Linked DNA regions of Homo sapiens: region 2 is linked to region 1. A link is an interaction called in ENCODE POLR2A ChIA-PET data of the cell type or tissue named here. Cell type or tissue: Panc1. All regions are shown on one strand.

Evidence for each region. ChIA-PET counts read pairs that join two places held together with the same protein. Peaks named below come from ENCODE experiments on the same cell type or tissue, not always from the same donor. Only the 100,000 strongest peaks of a DNase experiment are listed, where the experiment ranks them.
Region 2: POLR2A ChIA-PET joins it to region 1 with 15 read pairs; 11 of 35 experiments call an interaction of 5 or more read pairs at or near these places.

The regions. Positions count from the first base shown.
Region 1 is chr5:134,767,393-134,771,392 of GRCh38, forward strand. It overlaps DDX46 (DEAD-box helicase 46), which reads left to right. Exons shown (of 23, transcript NM_001300860.2): 4 at 3,511-3,607. Among named protein-coding and RNA genes, the nearest start is that of DDX46, 11 kb to the left of the region's middle. In Panc1, no CTCF peak of the experiment used is centred here; a DNase peak (open chromatin) is centred at 1,941.
Region 2 is chr5:134,820,931-134,824,930 of GRCh38, forward strand. All of the region lies in intron 21 of DDX46 (DEAD-box helicase 46), which reads left to right. Among named protein-coding and RNA genes, the nearest start is that of C5orf24, 23 kb to the right of the region's middle. In Panc1, no CTCF peak of the experiment used is centred here; no DNase peak of the experiment used is centred here.

The DNA of each region.
Region 1 (4,000 bases):
AAGTGGCAAGAACATAGCTCACTAACCTTAAACTTGTAGACTCAAGCAATCCTCTCACCTAGGCCTCCAAAAGTCCTGGGATTATATGAAGAGGCAGACATAATATCCCAGCTAATTTTTATGTTTTTAGTGGAGATGGGGTTTTGGCATGTTTGCCAGGCTGGTCTCGAACTCCTGACCTCAAGTGATCTGCCCACCTCGGCTTCCCAAAGTGCTGGGATTACAGGCCTGAGCCACCGCGCCCAGCCAAGACTTGTCTTAAAAGTTAAGAAATTAGGCCAGGCGCGGTGGCTGACGCCTGTAATCCTTGCACTTTGGGAGGCCAAGGTGGGCGGATCACCTGAGGTTGGGAGTTGGCGACCAGCCTGACCATTGTGGATAAACCCCGTCTCTACTAAAAATACAAAATTAGCTGGGCGTGGTGGCGTATGCCTGTAATCCCAGCTACTCTGGAGGCTGAGGCCGGAGAATCGCTTGAACCCAGGAGGCAGAGGTTGCGGTGAGGTGAGATCATGCCGTTGCACTCCAGCCTGGGCAACAAGAGTGAAACTCCTTCTCAAAAAAAAAAAACAAAAAAAAGTTAACAGAAATTAAGACAATGTGCAATTTGTTTAGCAGTGGACAGACAGATTAGTGAACCATGTAAAGAGCCCAGAAAGGCATCCATACACATGGTAATTTGATAGATGACAGAGGTGATGATGTAATAAGTGAAGATTTTTTTTTTTTTTTTAACAGCCAAAGTCTCGTTCTGTTGCCCTGGCTGGAATGCAGTGGTGCAATCTCGGCTCACTGCAACCTTCGCCTCCCGGGTTCAAGTAATTCTCTTGCCTCAGCCTCCCGAGTAGCTGGGACTGCAGGTGTGTGCCAACATGCCCAGCTAATTTTTTGTATTTTTTAGTAGAGATGGGGTTTCACCGTGTTAGCCAGAATGGTCTCGATCTCCTGATCTCGTGATCCACCCGCCTCGGCCTCCCAAAGTGCTGGGATTAAAGGCGTGAGCCACCGTGCCTGGCCAGAAAAATTTTTAAATTGCTCTAGGGATATCTAGTATCCTTTTATGAAATAAGACTGCCTACCTTATTCTGTGTACAAAAAGCAATTCCAAGCAAAGACCAAATTAGATGGCAAAATTCTAAACCTTTTAGAAGTTTGTGCCAGAGAGTATCTTCTTCTTCACCTCTAGGTATCTTACATCAAATCTGGAAGGATTTCTAAACTACTTTAAAAAGCACCAATTATAAAGGAGAAAAAAGGTTGACTAATTTGATTACATTAAAATTAAGAAATTTTATTCATTATGAGATGCCGTAAGTTGGGGTGCGTAAACAAGTTGGGTTTATTCCAAGAATGGCAGGTTATTTTAACATTAAAAAATCATTAGAAGTCTGGGTGAAGTGGCTCACGCCTGTAATCCTAGCACTTTGGGAGGCCGAGGTGGATGGATCACGAGGTCAGGAGTTTGAGACCAGTCTGACCAACATGGTGAAACCTCGTCTTTACTAAAAGTAAAAAATTAGTCAGGTGTGGTGGCACACACCTGTGATCCCAGCTACTCGGGAGGCTGAGGCAGGAGAATCACTTGAAGCCGGGAGGTGGAGGTTGCAGTGAGCCGAGATTGCGCCACTGCACTCCAGCCTGGCCGACAGAGAGAGACTCCGTCTCAAAAAAATCCCCTAAAATCATTAGAACATTAGAACATTCGAAATGCATGTCCCTTGGGATTTTAAACGTTATTACATATATAAATTATCTTGCAGAATATTAATATATTGGTCTGTTTCTTCATTTATCACATTTTAACTATCCTACCTATAAACAAACTATATTGTTTGTATGTAGTATGTTCAGTTTTTCTTGGGTTGAATTTCCAAATATTTAGTAATGCTTCCCATTAGTGTCATGGGATTAATTTTTTTCGTTATATTTTCAAGGTTTTTTTTTTTTTTTTTTTTTTGAGGCAGAATCTTGCTCTGTCGTCAGGCTGGAATGTAGTTGTGCAATATCAGCTCATTGCAACCTCTGACTCCCTGGTTCAGGCTATTCTCCTGCCTCAGCCTCCTGAATAGCTGAGATTACAGGCACGTGCCACCATACCCAGCTGATTTTTGTATTTTTTAGTAGAGACGGGGTTTGTTTTTTTTGTTTGTTTTTTTTTTTTTTTTGAGGTGAAGTTTTGCTCTTGTCTCCCAGGCTGGTGGGCAATGGTGCAATCTCGGCTCACTGCAACCTCCGCCTCCCGAGTTCAAGTGATTCTCCTGCCTCGGCCTCCCACCCCTGAGTAGCTGGGATTACAGGCGCCTGCCACCAAGCCCGGCTAATTTTTGTACTTTTAGTAGAGACAGGGTTTCACCATGTTGGTCAGGCTGGTCTAGAACTCCTAACCTCATGTGATCCACCTGCCTCGGCCTCACAGAGTGCTGGGATTACAGGCGTGAGCCACCGCGCCCGGCCGAGTTGGGGTTTCACCATATTGGCCAGGATGGTCTCGATCTCCTGACCTCGTGATCTGCCTGCCTTGGCCTCTCAAAGTGCTGAGATTAGAGGCATGAGCCACCATGCCCAGCCTCCAGGTGTTTGTTAATGGAATATGAAAACACAGTTGACTCTTAGAAGTTTATTTCTTACCTAAATATTGGAATACAAGTCTAATAAGTGTACTTATGTATTTTTTGTTTTAATTTAATAGAGACGAGGTCTCACTGTATTATCCTGGCTGGTCTCGAACTCCTGGGCTCAAGTGATCTTCCTGCCTTGGCCTCCCAAAATACTGAGCTTACAGGCATGAGCCACTATGCCTGACCAAATTTTTTTTTTTTTTTTTTTTTTTTAAAAAGAGACAGGGTCTCACTTTGTCACCCAAGCTTGAGTGCAGTGATGGGATCATAGCTGACTGCAGCCTCGAACTACTGGGCTCAAGTGATCGTCTTGTTTCTGCCTCCTCAGTAGGTAGGACTGCAGGTGCACACCACCATACCCAGCTAATTCTTAGTATATTTTGGAAAGATTGGATCTTGTTATGTTCCCCTGGCTGATCTCTTTAACTCCTGTTTTCAATTGATCCTCCTGCCTTGGCTTCCCAAAGTGCTGGGTATATAAGTGTGAGGCACCTTACCCCACCTGTAAAAGTATTTTAAGGCCGGGCGAGGTGGCTCATGCCTATAATCCCAGCACATTGAGAGGCTGAGGTGGGCAGATCACCTGAGGTTAGAAGTTCAGGACCAGCCTGGCCAACATGGTGAAAACCTGTCTCTACTAAAAATACAAAAATTATATGAGTGTGGTGGCTGGCACCTGTAATCTCAGCTATTCGGGAGTCTGTGACAGGAGAATCGCTTGAACCCGGGAGGTGGAGGTTGCAGTGAGCTGAGATCGCACCATTTCACTCCACTCCAGTCTGGGCGACAGAGTGAGACACTGTCTCAAAAAAAAAAAAAAAAGTATTTAAAAATGAATGTTTCTAAGTACAAATGAATGACATTTCTCTTGTCTCTTTTATTTTTTTGGTAGATCTAGGTCCAAAGAGAAAACTGATGGTGGGGAAAGTTCTAAAGAGAAGAAAAAAGACAAAGATGACAAGGAGGATGAAAAAGAAAAAGATGCTGGCGTATGTTTATTAACTTAAAAATAATTTTCTTTCTTTCTTTTTGTCTTTCTTTCTTTCTTTTCTTTCTTTCCCTCTTTCTTTCTTTCTTTCTCTTTCTTTCTTTCTTTTCTGTCTGTCTTTCTTTCTGTCTTTCTTTCTGTCTGTCTCTGTTGCCCAGGCTGGAGTGCAGTGGCACATTCTCGGCTCCTGAGTTCAAGCAATTCTCCTGCCTCAGCCTCCCAAGTAGTTGGGACTATAGGCATGCGCCACCATGCCCAGCTAATTTTTGTATTTTTAGTAGAGATGGGGTTTCACTGTGTTGGCCAGGCTGGTCTTGAACTCCTGACCTTGTGATCCCCCTGCCTCGGACCCCCAAAGTGCTGAGATTACAGGTGTGAGCCACCGTGCCTGGCC
Region 2 (4,000 bases), 54 kb after region 1:
TCTCGACTCACTGCAACTCCCACCTCCTGGGTTCAAGTAATTCTCGTGCCTCAGCCTCCTGAGAAGCTAGGATTACAGGTGCCCCCCCGCCACACCTAGCTAATTTTCGTTTTTTTTTTTTTTGTGAGAGAGAGTCTTGCTCTGTTGCCCAGGCTAGAGTGCAGTGGCGCAATCTCGGCTCACTGCCAGCTCCGCCTCCCGGGTTCACGCCATTCTCCTGCCTCAGCCTCCCAAGCAGCTGGGACTACAGGCGCCCACCACCATGCCCGGCTAATTTTTTTTTTTGTATTTTTAGTAGAGACAGGATTTCACCATGTTAGCCAGGATGGTCTCGATCTCCTGACCTTGTGATCCGCCCGCCTCGGCCTCCCAAAGTGCTGGGATTACAGGCGTGAGCCACTGCGCCCGGCCAATTTTTGTATTTTTAGTAGGGATGAGGTTTCACCATGTTGGTCAGGCTGTTGTCAAACTCCTGACCTCAGGTGATCCACCTGCCTCTGCCTCCCAAAGTGTTGGGATTACAGGCATGAGCCACTGTGCCCCACCGTGTTAAAGCAATATTTTCTTGTGTGCCATTTTGATTTGCTCTTGTTTCTGGGTTTTTTGTTTTTTTTTTTTTTTGAGAGGGAGTCTAGCTCTGTCACCAGGCTGGAATGCAGCGGCGCAATTTCGGCTCACTGCAACGGCGCAATTTTGGCTCACTGCAACCTCTGCCTCCCAGGCTTAAGCGGTTCTATTGCCTCAGCCTCCCGAGTAGCTGGGACTACAGGCAAGCACCACCATGCCCAGCTACTTTTTGTATTTTTAGTAGACATGGGGTTTCACCATGTTGGCCAGGATGGTCTCAATCTCCTGACCTCATGATCTGCCTGCCTTGGCCTCCCAAAGTGCTGGGATTACAGGCAGGAGCCACCACGCCCGGCCTACTTCTTTCTTTTGCTATATGTATTTTTAGGTTTTTTTTTGTTTTTTTTTTTTTTGAGATGGAGTCTCACTCTGTTGCCCAGGCTGGAGTGCAATGGTGCTGTCTCGTCTCACTGCAACCTCCACCTCCCAGGTTCAAGGAGTTCTCCCTTGGCCTCCCTAGTAGCTGGGATTACAGATGCATGCCTGGCTAATTTTATTTTTAGTAGAGATGGAGTTTCACCACGTTGGCCAGGCTGTTCTTGAACTCCTGACCTCAGGTGAACTGCCTACCTCAGCCTCCCAAAGTGCAGGGATTACAGGCCTGGGCCACCGTGCCCAGCCAGGTATTTTCTTAGCGGTTACTCAGTGGATTGCAATTAATATCTTAATTCATAACAACGTAGTTCAATTAATGCCAACTTAGTTTTAATACTATACAAAAATTTTGCTCCTATACAGTCCCATCTATTTTTTTGTTGTTATTGACACAAAATTCCTGTATATGTTTTTCTAAGAGACAGGGTCTTGATCTGTCACTCAGGCTGGAGTGCAAAGGTGAGATTATAGTTTACTGTAGCTTCAAACTCCAGGGTTCAAGTGATCCTCTATCCTTAGCCTCCTGAACAGCTAGGACCACAGGCCTGTGCCACCATGCCTGGCTAATGAAAAAAATTTTTTTTTCTAGAGACAGGGTCTTGCTATGTTACAGTCTAGGCTTGTCTTGAACTCCTGGCTTCTCTTGTACTCCCACATCGGCCTCCCAAACCTACTCATCTTTTTTTGAGACAGAGTCTTGTTCTGTCACCTGTCCTGGAGTGCAATGACCCAGTCACAGCTCAAGCAAGCCTCCCACCTCAGCCCCCCATTTAGCTGGGACCACAGGTGTATGCCACTATGTCCAGCTAAATTTTTGTATTTTTTGTAGAGATGGGTTTTCACTATGTTGCCCAGACTGTTCTTGAACTCCTGGGCTCAAGTGATCCTCCTGCCTCAGCCTCCCAAAGTGATGGGATTACAAACGTGAGCCACCATGCTGGGCCCAGACCTGTACATCTTCATACATTCTGTATTCTTCAACATAGATTCATAATTATTTTATGTAATTTTTAAATCATACAGGAAATAAAGAGAAGCTACAAACTAAAAATAATACTGACTTTTATATTTACGTATGTAGCTATGAGTATTCTTTGTTTCCTCATTCAAGTAATCTAGGGTTCTTTCACTTCAGTCTGGAGGATTTCCTTTTGTATTTCTTGTAGGGCAGGTATACTAGCAACTAACTCAGGTTTTGTTTATCTGAGAATTTCTTAATTTCATCTTTTTTTTTTTTTTTTTTTTTTGACATGGAGTCTCGCTCTGTCGCCAGGCTGGAGTGCAATGGTGCAATCTTGGCTCACTAAAACCTCTGCCTCCTGGCAGCCTCCCAAGTAGCTGGGATTATAGGAACATGCCACCATACCCAGCTAATTTTTGTATTTTTAGTAGAGATGGGGTTTCACCATTGTTGGCCAGGATGGTCTCGATCTCCTGACCTCGTGATCCTCCTGCCTTGGCCTCCCAAAGTGTTGGGATTACAGGCGAGAGCCACCACGCCCGGCAAATACAGCTGTTATGTTTTCCGTGTTTTTCCCACTCTACCATTGAGTCATGGTAAGTTTCATACATATTTTTAAATGGCATACAAAGGATGTGTGGCCAGAACTAGGCAAACTACACTTTTTTCTTCATGTTTGTGACTATGAGAAACTGACTTAGATCTATTTGAAGTCAGGTTTAAAAATGGCATGCTTTTGTGTATCCTGAAATACTTTTGGTCTGCCAATGACCCAGTATGTTTCTAACTCAGGTGACACTGTTTCTTATTACATAGTGAAATGGGGATTGCTGACCCCTGGGTCTTCAAGCAGAGAAAACTTAAGCTGATGTGTTTCTGTAGTTGGAACTGGACAGGTCTTTGCTACTGTGTTAATTAGATCATACAGGCTGAAGACAATGATAGAGGAATGTGGCAATAAAACCTTTGGTGTACATGGAGTCAGGATTTTATTTTCTGCTTGAATACATGGGTATCATTTAAGCAAAATTAATATTTTAACTGCTTGCCTTATAAAGAGGTAAGTGAGAGACATGATTATTTGCTTTGAAAAAGAATTCTTTTCGTAATTCATTTATTAATTTAAATGCAGTGTTTGCTTAGTATGGTATAATTGATATATCAAATTTCAATTTATGTATAACTTTATCAGAACACATCTCTACTACCAAGTGATGTGAAGTGAGATATTCACTGATTCCACAGCTCCGATGTAGTTTTCCTTTCATCCAGAATGGTTCTGGTCATTTGTCTCCACTGTCAATTTACACTCAGGAAATAACGTCTAATTTTTATAATAATCTAAGCAAGTCTCCTCAGTAAAAAAGCAACTTTGTTGAAGCAAATCTTAAGAATAATCTAGAAATATAATGATAATGGCCGGGCGCGGTGGCTCACGCCTGTAATCCCAGCACTTTGGGAGGCCGAAGCGGGCGGATCACAAGGTCAAGAGTTTGAGACCAGCCTGGCCAACATAGTGAAACCCCGTCTCTACTAAATACAAAAATTAGCTGGGCATGGTGGCGGGAGCCTGTATCCCAGCTACTCGAGAGGCTGAGTACCTTGGAAACAGAAGGTAGAGGTTGCAGTGAGCTGAGATGGCGCCACTGCACTCCAGCCTGGGCAAAAACAGCGAAACTCTGTCTCAAAAAAAAGAAAAGAAAAGAAAAAGAAATATAATGATATTGAATAAGAGCTAGGGTTTGGTAATTTAAGTGATCTAAATCTTTTAGAATTTTCAGAGGTAATTAGATTTTTTAAAGGATCATTTAGTTTTTGAAACTCCGAACTCAACTAAACACTAACAGGATGAAAACAGGTGTTGCTACTGTGGAATGAGCCTAGTGTCATCTGTTTCTAGTTCTGTAATTGGAGGGACCCCACTGCCTGGCTGGCTCCTTGGAGGCTCTGTTTGGCTCAGCAGCTCCAGGCCTCCCACCAGGCAAAGGGAAGGAGAACAGGAAGGACTTACATGCCTAGTCAGCCTGTATAATTTAT